2 separate regions of the Homo sapiens genome follow, and region 2 is linked to region 1. The links are chromatin contacts, found by Hi-C or POLR2A ChIA-PET in ENCODE. All regions are on one chromosome and are shown on one strand. The core of a region is the stretch at or near the end of the contact, and the rest is flanking DNA. Distances in the headings are between cores, read along the strand shown. Region 1 overlaps EPC1 (enhancer of polycomb 1). Region 2 holds the start of ITGB1 (integrin subunit beta 1).

The links. A loop is a pair of places that touch in the nucleus more often than their neighbours do. ChIA-PET counts read pairs that join two places held with the same protein, here RNA polymerase II (POLR2A). Pooled maps may share reads with other maps.
Region 2: a pooled map shows a loop between it and region 1 (6-fold over the local background). The contact joins the promoter of ITGB1 here to the enhancer-like site in region 1. A Hi-C loop is called at or near these places in 1 of 168 maps with a recorded cell type or tissue (sciatic nerve), 4 of 37 single-sample maps with no recorded cell type and 7 of 50 pooled maps. POLR2A ChIA-PET finds 5 or more read pairs at or near these places in 1 of 52 experiments (OCI-LY7).

What each region holds. Positions count from the first base shown.
Region 1 is chr10:32,317,159-32,320,470 of GRCh38, reverse strand. The region is part of intron 1 of EPC1 (enhancer of polycomb 1); the gene reads left to right. Among named protein-coding and RNA genes, the nearest start is that of EPC1, 28 kb to the left of the region's middle. RefSeq lists an enhancer at 2,593-2,652. Within about 2 kb of position 1,775, at least 9 of the 41 ENCODE cell types and tissues checked have a DNase peak (open chromatin) inside an H3K27ac peak, as active enhancers do; they include OCI-LY7, where a contact is called at or near this core.
Region 2 is chr10:32,956,671-32,959,982 of GRCh38, reverse strand. It overlaps ITGB1 (integrin subunit beta 1), which reads left to right and starts at 1,753. Exons shown (of 16, transcript NM_002211.4): 1 at 1,753-1,838. RefSeq lists an enhancer at 1,181-1,230 and silencers at 1,401-1,980, 2,051-2,500, 2,894-3,055.

The DNA of each region.
Region 1 (3,312 bases), core at 526-3,025:
CTCTGTGCATATCCCAAAATTATTTAATCACAGAACTCCTCACATAACACTTAATGATATTGCTGGAACTGCTTTTCAGAGAACAGTATTCTGAAACTAGTTTAAATAGAGAAATTAAGAAATTAAGAAAGGGAATTTAAGAAAGAGACTTTCACTGACTTGTAAGGATTATGCAGGTACTTGGTAACAGTTCTGGAAGCAGTACTTGAATCTCTTGTACAGATTGTACTTTTTAAAAAAAAAGTCCTTTTGCTCTTAGCTTTATTTAAAAAAAAAAAACAACCATTATTTGGAAGTAATTTTACTTACAGAAAAGTTGCAAGAAGGGGAGTAGTAAGTACATAGAGCATTCTCTACCCTTTACCCAGACGTGTTAACACTTTGCCCTATTTGCTTTATTCTCTTTCTCATATGTACACACATATGTTTTTCCCAAACCATTTAAGTTGCCTACATCGTGGCACTTTACCCCTAAATAGTTTCATGGATGTCGGCTGGGCACGGTGGCTCACACCTGTAATCCCAGCACTTTGGGAGGCCAAGGTGGGCAGATAACCTGAGGTCAGGAGTTCGAGACCAGCCTGGCCAAAATGGTGAAACTCTGTCTCTACTAAAAATACAAAAAAATTAGCCAGGTTTGGTGGTATGCGCCTGTAAACCCCAACTACTCGGGAGCTGAGGCAGGAGAGTCGCTTGAACCCAGGAGGTGGGGGTTGCAGTGAGCCGAGATTGCGCCACTGCACTTCCAGCCCAGGTGACAGAGCAAGACTCTGTCTCAAAGAAAAAAATATACATCTTTTCATAGATGTTTTCATCTTTTATGACGTAGACATTTTTGAAGAATACAGTTTTGACTTTTTTTAATAGAGTGACCCCATTTTAGGTTTGTCTGATGTTTTCTCATATTGAAGTTTTGCATTTCCAGCTGAAATGTCACATAAGGGATATCGTGTCCCCATGACATCACATCTGGAGGCACACAGATGCATCTGCACCTCACTGGTAATGGTAATTTTCACCATCTGGTGAAAGTATGGTCCAGTTTCTCCACAGTATAGTTACTATATTTCCCTTACAACAAATAAGCAATCTGTGGGGAATCTACATCCTTCTTGTTACTTTCTTATCTTCTGCCACTTCCAGTATGTGTGAGGCAGGTTGTTCAGGGGTCATGGAATCTCTATCAAGAATTTTTTTCCAGATTCTGACTTGCTCAGTTTTCAACTTTGTAAAGACTTCAGTTGAATCTTTATGGAGATAGGCATTTTTAAGTCACTTCTGCCTGTTTTTTATGTTACCATAGTATTACATAATCATTGTGGAAGACTTTCCAAAAGCGGGGTAGACATCCTAGTAGAATTATAAAGAAGGGAGAAGAGTTATAGATGGAGTTAGAGGCAGGGAACAGTACATATAGATGTTACTAGAAAGTTCTATTAGATGCTTATTCTAGGTGGATTAGGAAATTCAGGGGAGAAAGTGGTCAGGTGTTGAACTGGAGGAATTAGCTAGAGCTAGGTCATGAGGACCTGTTTCCCAAGGCAAGTTTGAATTTCACCAGGGAGGCAAATAAAGACCCAAAGATGAAGTGTGAGAGTTGACTTGGTCAAACTCTTAGAAAGACCAGTGGAGAGTAATGTAATACTAGAGGTTAGAAGGCCACTTGCTGCACGAACTGTGGCCGTGGGATGGAGAGTATTGAGTAATTTCTAGTCATAAAACCAATGAGAAATCTGTGCCTGATTTGGAAATGGGGAAATAAGAAGCAAAAGGGAGCTGGAAACATTGAGGCTTCTGACTTGGGTGACTGGATAGATGACAGTGAAACTTGCTGACGTAGGTCAGGAGGAGGAACAGATTTGGAGAGTCATGGAGCAGGGGTGTCGATGTTATGTGAGAGATGTCTGTGGAACATATAGTAAGGTCTTTATATACATGTCTAGAGTTCAGAATTCTGAGCTAGAAGTTAAGATTTAGAATAATCACCAGCATCCAAATGGTAGTTGAAGCCATGATACTGGATGAAATTGCAAGGGTGCGTATATACAAGGGCTAAGGACTAAGCAGTGGGACAGATTTAGTTTGTGTTATTGATTATATAAGCACTTTTAGACAGATTTAAATTAGTTCATTGCTGCTGCTGTAGGGCATTTTAGAAAAAAACAGACACATTTGTATCTGTATTTTACTGCTCTCGGGGCTGTTTTGGAGGCATAGAAATCATCAGCATAAAGATTACAACAAAAAATAACAGTTTGGGAGAGCCTTTTAAAATTTAATTTTGGGGAAATGATTCAATTAGATTGCGGCTTTTCTAAGCGTAGAAAGAGACTCTAATTTTATTCCCTTCCCGCTTACATTGTCACACATCACACTGGGCATGTAGGCTCTTAATATGTACAGCATAAACGACCTAAGCCTAAACGGATGCTAGGGGTACAAATAAGGACATGAGAGGACAGAATCAGAATGAAACTTCATGTCTGGGCCACCTGTTATTGTGCTACTCAGTCACTTGACTTTACATCCTGTTGATTTTATAAGGAAAGTAGTAAATTGGCAAATGTTTCACACTGAAGAGAAATAACAGAACTGGACTATTTTATCTGTAAAGGTCTTCCTTTTTGTATTCTAGAAATTGATTACTGAGCTTTAAGCAAGAGGATAGGTAGAGAGTAATAACCTTGTATCATTTATTTCTTGTGAAATATAATAGATATTAAATTGCTCTTTTCCTTGCCAGATACTATCTGTCCTTAAACTATTACCACAAGTATTTCAGATACAAAAGTAAAATGTGTTCATTTTAATTTTTTCTTTTCTTTTTTTGAGACAGAGTCTTGCTCTGTCACCCAGGCTGGAGTGCAGTGGCACGATCTTGGCTCACTACAACCTCCACCTCCCAGGCTCAAGCAAGTCTCCTTCCTCAGCCTCCCAAGTAGTTGGGATTACAGCCATGTGCCACCACACCCGGCTAATTTTTTTATTTTTAGTAGAGACAGGGTTTCCCTATGTTGGTCAGGCTGATCTCGAACTCCTGACCTCAAGTGATCCACCTGCCTCAGCATCCCAAAGTGCTGGGATTACAGGTTTAATTTTTTCTTTGCTTTTATGAAATGTTATCTTTGTTTCTTTATGAAATCTATTCCAAATGGTAATAGTTTGTGGACCTTAAATAACTGGTATAATTCATTGGCTCATTTATTTATTAAATAAGTATTTATTGGATACTTACATGCTTTAGGCGTGATTGTAGACCTGGGATAAAGCAAAGCAAAAAAATCTCACTCCTACCTTCAAGGATCTTATATT
Region 2 (3,312 bases), core at 504-3,003, 640 kb before region 1:
CTACCTCACACATCAGTTTAGTCAAGTGCTCTAGCCCAGTCCTGGGAGAGCAAAAGGACCCATTTATTCATTTATCAGATATTATCTGAGCCCCTATTATCTGTCCTTGCAACAGTGCTTGACGGTGGTGTTAAAAAGCTCAGTAAATTGTCCTGGAGGAACTAATTTAGTTTAGAGTTGTGCATATGTAAATCTCATAATGTTCTTGTAGCAAAGACTAGCTAGTGCCTCCACCAGTCACGTACAGGGAAAAAAATTCTGGAAATTGTAGTGCAAATCAGGCACGGACCAATTATGCTTTTGAACTATACAGTTTTCTGTGCTGAGACTGGGCCAATTCTGATGAATTCTGAACAATGGTAAAACCGATACCTTTAAAATTCAAGAATGTTGAGTTCTAATGGCAGTTTGACCATTGAGATATTAATATAGGAACATCATTTAGCCTCTTAAGCTTGAACATCCATTAAGTGGGAAAAATAGTGCTCATTTCCTAGAGGTCTTCAGATTGGCTAATCAAGTTTTGATTTTGCTGGTAAGTAATGAGCAAATTTTCTTAGATGTGATCGCTTCATTTTCTCTTATATTGATTGGCAGCAGCCAAATGGGCATTCCAGTCCCTAATCTCCTGCAAGAGAAACACTTCTATTTCATAAATCTGGTAATTTTTGAGCTCTTTTCCCAACAGGGTGCTGCAGCTCACCAAGCGGAACCCACAGCATTTTCTGCTACCAGGATAGCAGCTTGCCAGTAGCATATACTAAATTACTGGGTTTCAGTATGATTTTGGCTGGTACAGACTTCAATCATCGAATCGACATGCGTTCAGCCATTCTCATAATGAATGTTTCCTTCTCTTTCAAACGTTGTTTCCAGCCCCAATCTCCAAATTTTTTTTTTTTAAGAGGTGAAACAGAAACTGTACTCCTTAGGAAGAAACTTTTCCTTCTCATCCCTGTTCCCCATAAAGGTACCTCCAGATAAATCTATCAAAAGCAGGACGCAACTCACCAGGTTTTCTAAAACGTTCCCCAGTCTCACCACCCTTCGTGACACCCATGGGTTTCCCAATTCTTCACCTTTCTCTTAGACACAGGCAAGCACATTATCACTCCAGAAAAGCAGTCCTGGCTTAGCCAGTTCCCTTCCAGAAGGACCACGTGGTTTTTGGCCCCATGGAGCCCTGCAGGGTAGGGGGGCTCACGGTCCCGATTTGCCTCGGGACTCAGGGGGCTTCCGAGATGCAGGATCTCCCGGGCTCGAAACGGGACATCAGTGGACAAACGGGAGCGAGGGTCGAACGCGCGGCTCCGAGGAAGAGGAACTTAAAGAACACGGGCCCAGCAGGCTACACCAGGAACGCGCGGGGCTCTAGGGCGCGTCCGACTCCTCCCGCCCTTCGCAGAGGAGGAAACTGAGGCACGGCGACTGTCTCAACGCAGTCCCGGCCCTGCCCCCCGCGGCCTCCCTCAGGCGCGCTCCCGCGCAGCCGGTTCCTTTGTCCCGGTCGCACTTCCTGCCCCATCCTCCGCCTCCTCCTAGCCCCGGGCCGGGCTGACGCGGCGGGAGAGGAATGCGTTTCCGGAGGGAGAGGGCGGCGGCGGCCTCGGGAGCGGGATCAGACGCGCAGAGGAGGCGGGGCCGCGGCTGGTTTCCTGCCGGGGGGCGGCTCTGGGCCGCCGAGTCCCCTCCTCCCGCCCCTGAGGAGGAGGAGCCGCCGCCACCCGCCGCGCCCGACACCCGGGAGGCCCCGCCAGCCCGCGGGAGAGGCCCAGCGGGAGTCGCGGAACAGCAGGCCCGAGCCCACCGCGCCGGGCCCCGGACGCCGCGCGGAAAAGGTAGGGGCCGGCGGGCCTCGGGTGTGGGAGCGCGGGCCGCGGCCTCCGGTCTCCTGTGCGCGGCAGCACTTAAAGCCGCCGGCCGGGCCGCGCCGGGACCTTTGTGCCGGGCGTGGGGGTGGGGGCGGGGGCGGGGGCGGGGGCGGCCGCCAGCGGTTGGGGGCTGGGGCAGGATTCCAGGCTAGTCCAGGAGGAAGTCCGCACGCCGCCACCCGCCTCGGGTCCCCGGCGCTGGCAGCCCCCGGGCGCAGAGCCAGCCCAGCCGCGTTCCGAACGTGAGGGTCGCCGGCCTGGGCGCTGTCACGTCGGGGCTGCCGGAGCTGCGGGGGACCGGGCCCGAACGGCCCCTGACACCTGCGGTCTCCCGCCGGGCTGGGCAAGCGCAGGTGGGAGCCAGCGAGGCCACCCGGGGCTCGGCGTTTGGGACTCGGCGCTCCCCTGGACGGGTCCGGTGCCTTTGTCTCTCGCTCCCTCGCGAGCTGCTGTCCTTGGAGCAGCGTCGAGCCAGCCGTCGGCGCCCGCGACGGGGACTGGTCTCCTCCGGCTGCCAGGAGGCGGCCCTGGGGCCAGCGCCGCGGGCGGGGGCGGCGGGAGCCGGGTAGAAGTTGGCTTAGTGGAGCCGCTGGGGACCGGGGGTGCGGTGGCGGCAGTGCAGTCCACTTCCCCGTGTTTATAAACGTCAAGAGTCGCCGGTCCCTGCCGGGCACCCCGGGACCAGGACGCATGGCCATGGCCAGCTTGTGCTCAGACCCGGTCCGCGAGCCTGAGAGCCCGGCCTGTGTCTAGTATCATTTTACCGCGTGTCATTTCTTAGGCTTCATAAATTGGATTTATGAGACTCCTACTCTCTAAGTAACTTTTATTTAATCAAATTCGTGCTTTTGAGTCCAAAACTTTGCACTCATTGGTATGATCATTAGTAAGTTGCATTCTCTAAGCTTCCGTTTCCTCATCTGTGAAATAGGAACAGTAATATCTACATTAATAATTCATTTTTATAATAATGACAGTGAGGGCCAAGTTTAGCTCTAGGCATTTTACATGTATTATTTAATTCTGGAACCGCTCTAATGAGATTGGTACTGTTTCGATTCCCATTTTCCGAGTGAAGAAACTGAGGCACAGGGAGCAAAAGTAAGTTGCCTGTGGTCATCAGGAGCTCCTGGAGAAGGCATGGGGTCTAGTTCCAGAGTCCGCGTTTAAACCACAAGTAACCTTCCTAACTATAGTTCTGAAAATCAAATGCAAAATGTAAAAAACTTAGCTTGAGAGTAGATGCTCAATGAGTATTGACTCCTTTTCAGCCCTTCTTTTATAGTAAAAAGATGTTAAAAATATCTCGGAAGATAATTGGTAACATCATTGGTAAGGTTTCTTTGGGCCAACATGCCACATGGTTAACTTAGGTGGGTAGAATTACTAGGTTATTTCGTTTTGTTTTGAGACAGGGTCTCTGTTGCCCAGGCTGGAGTGC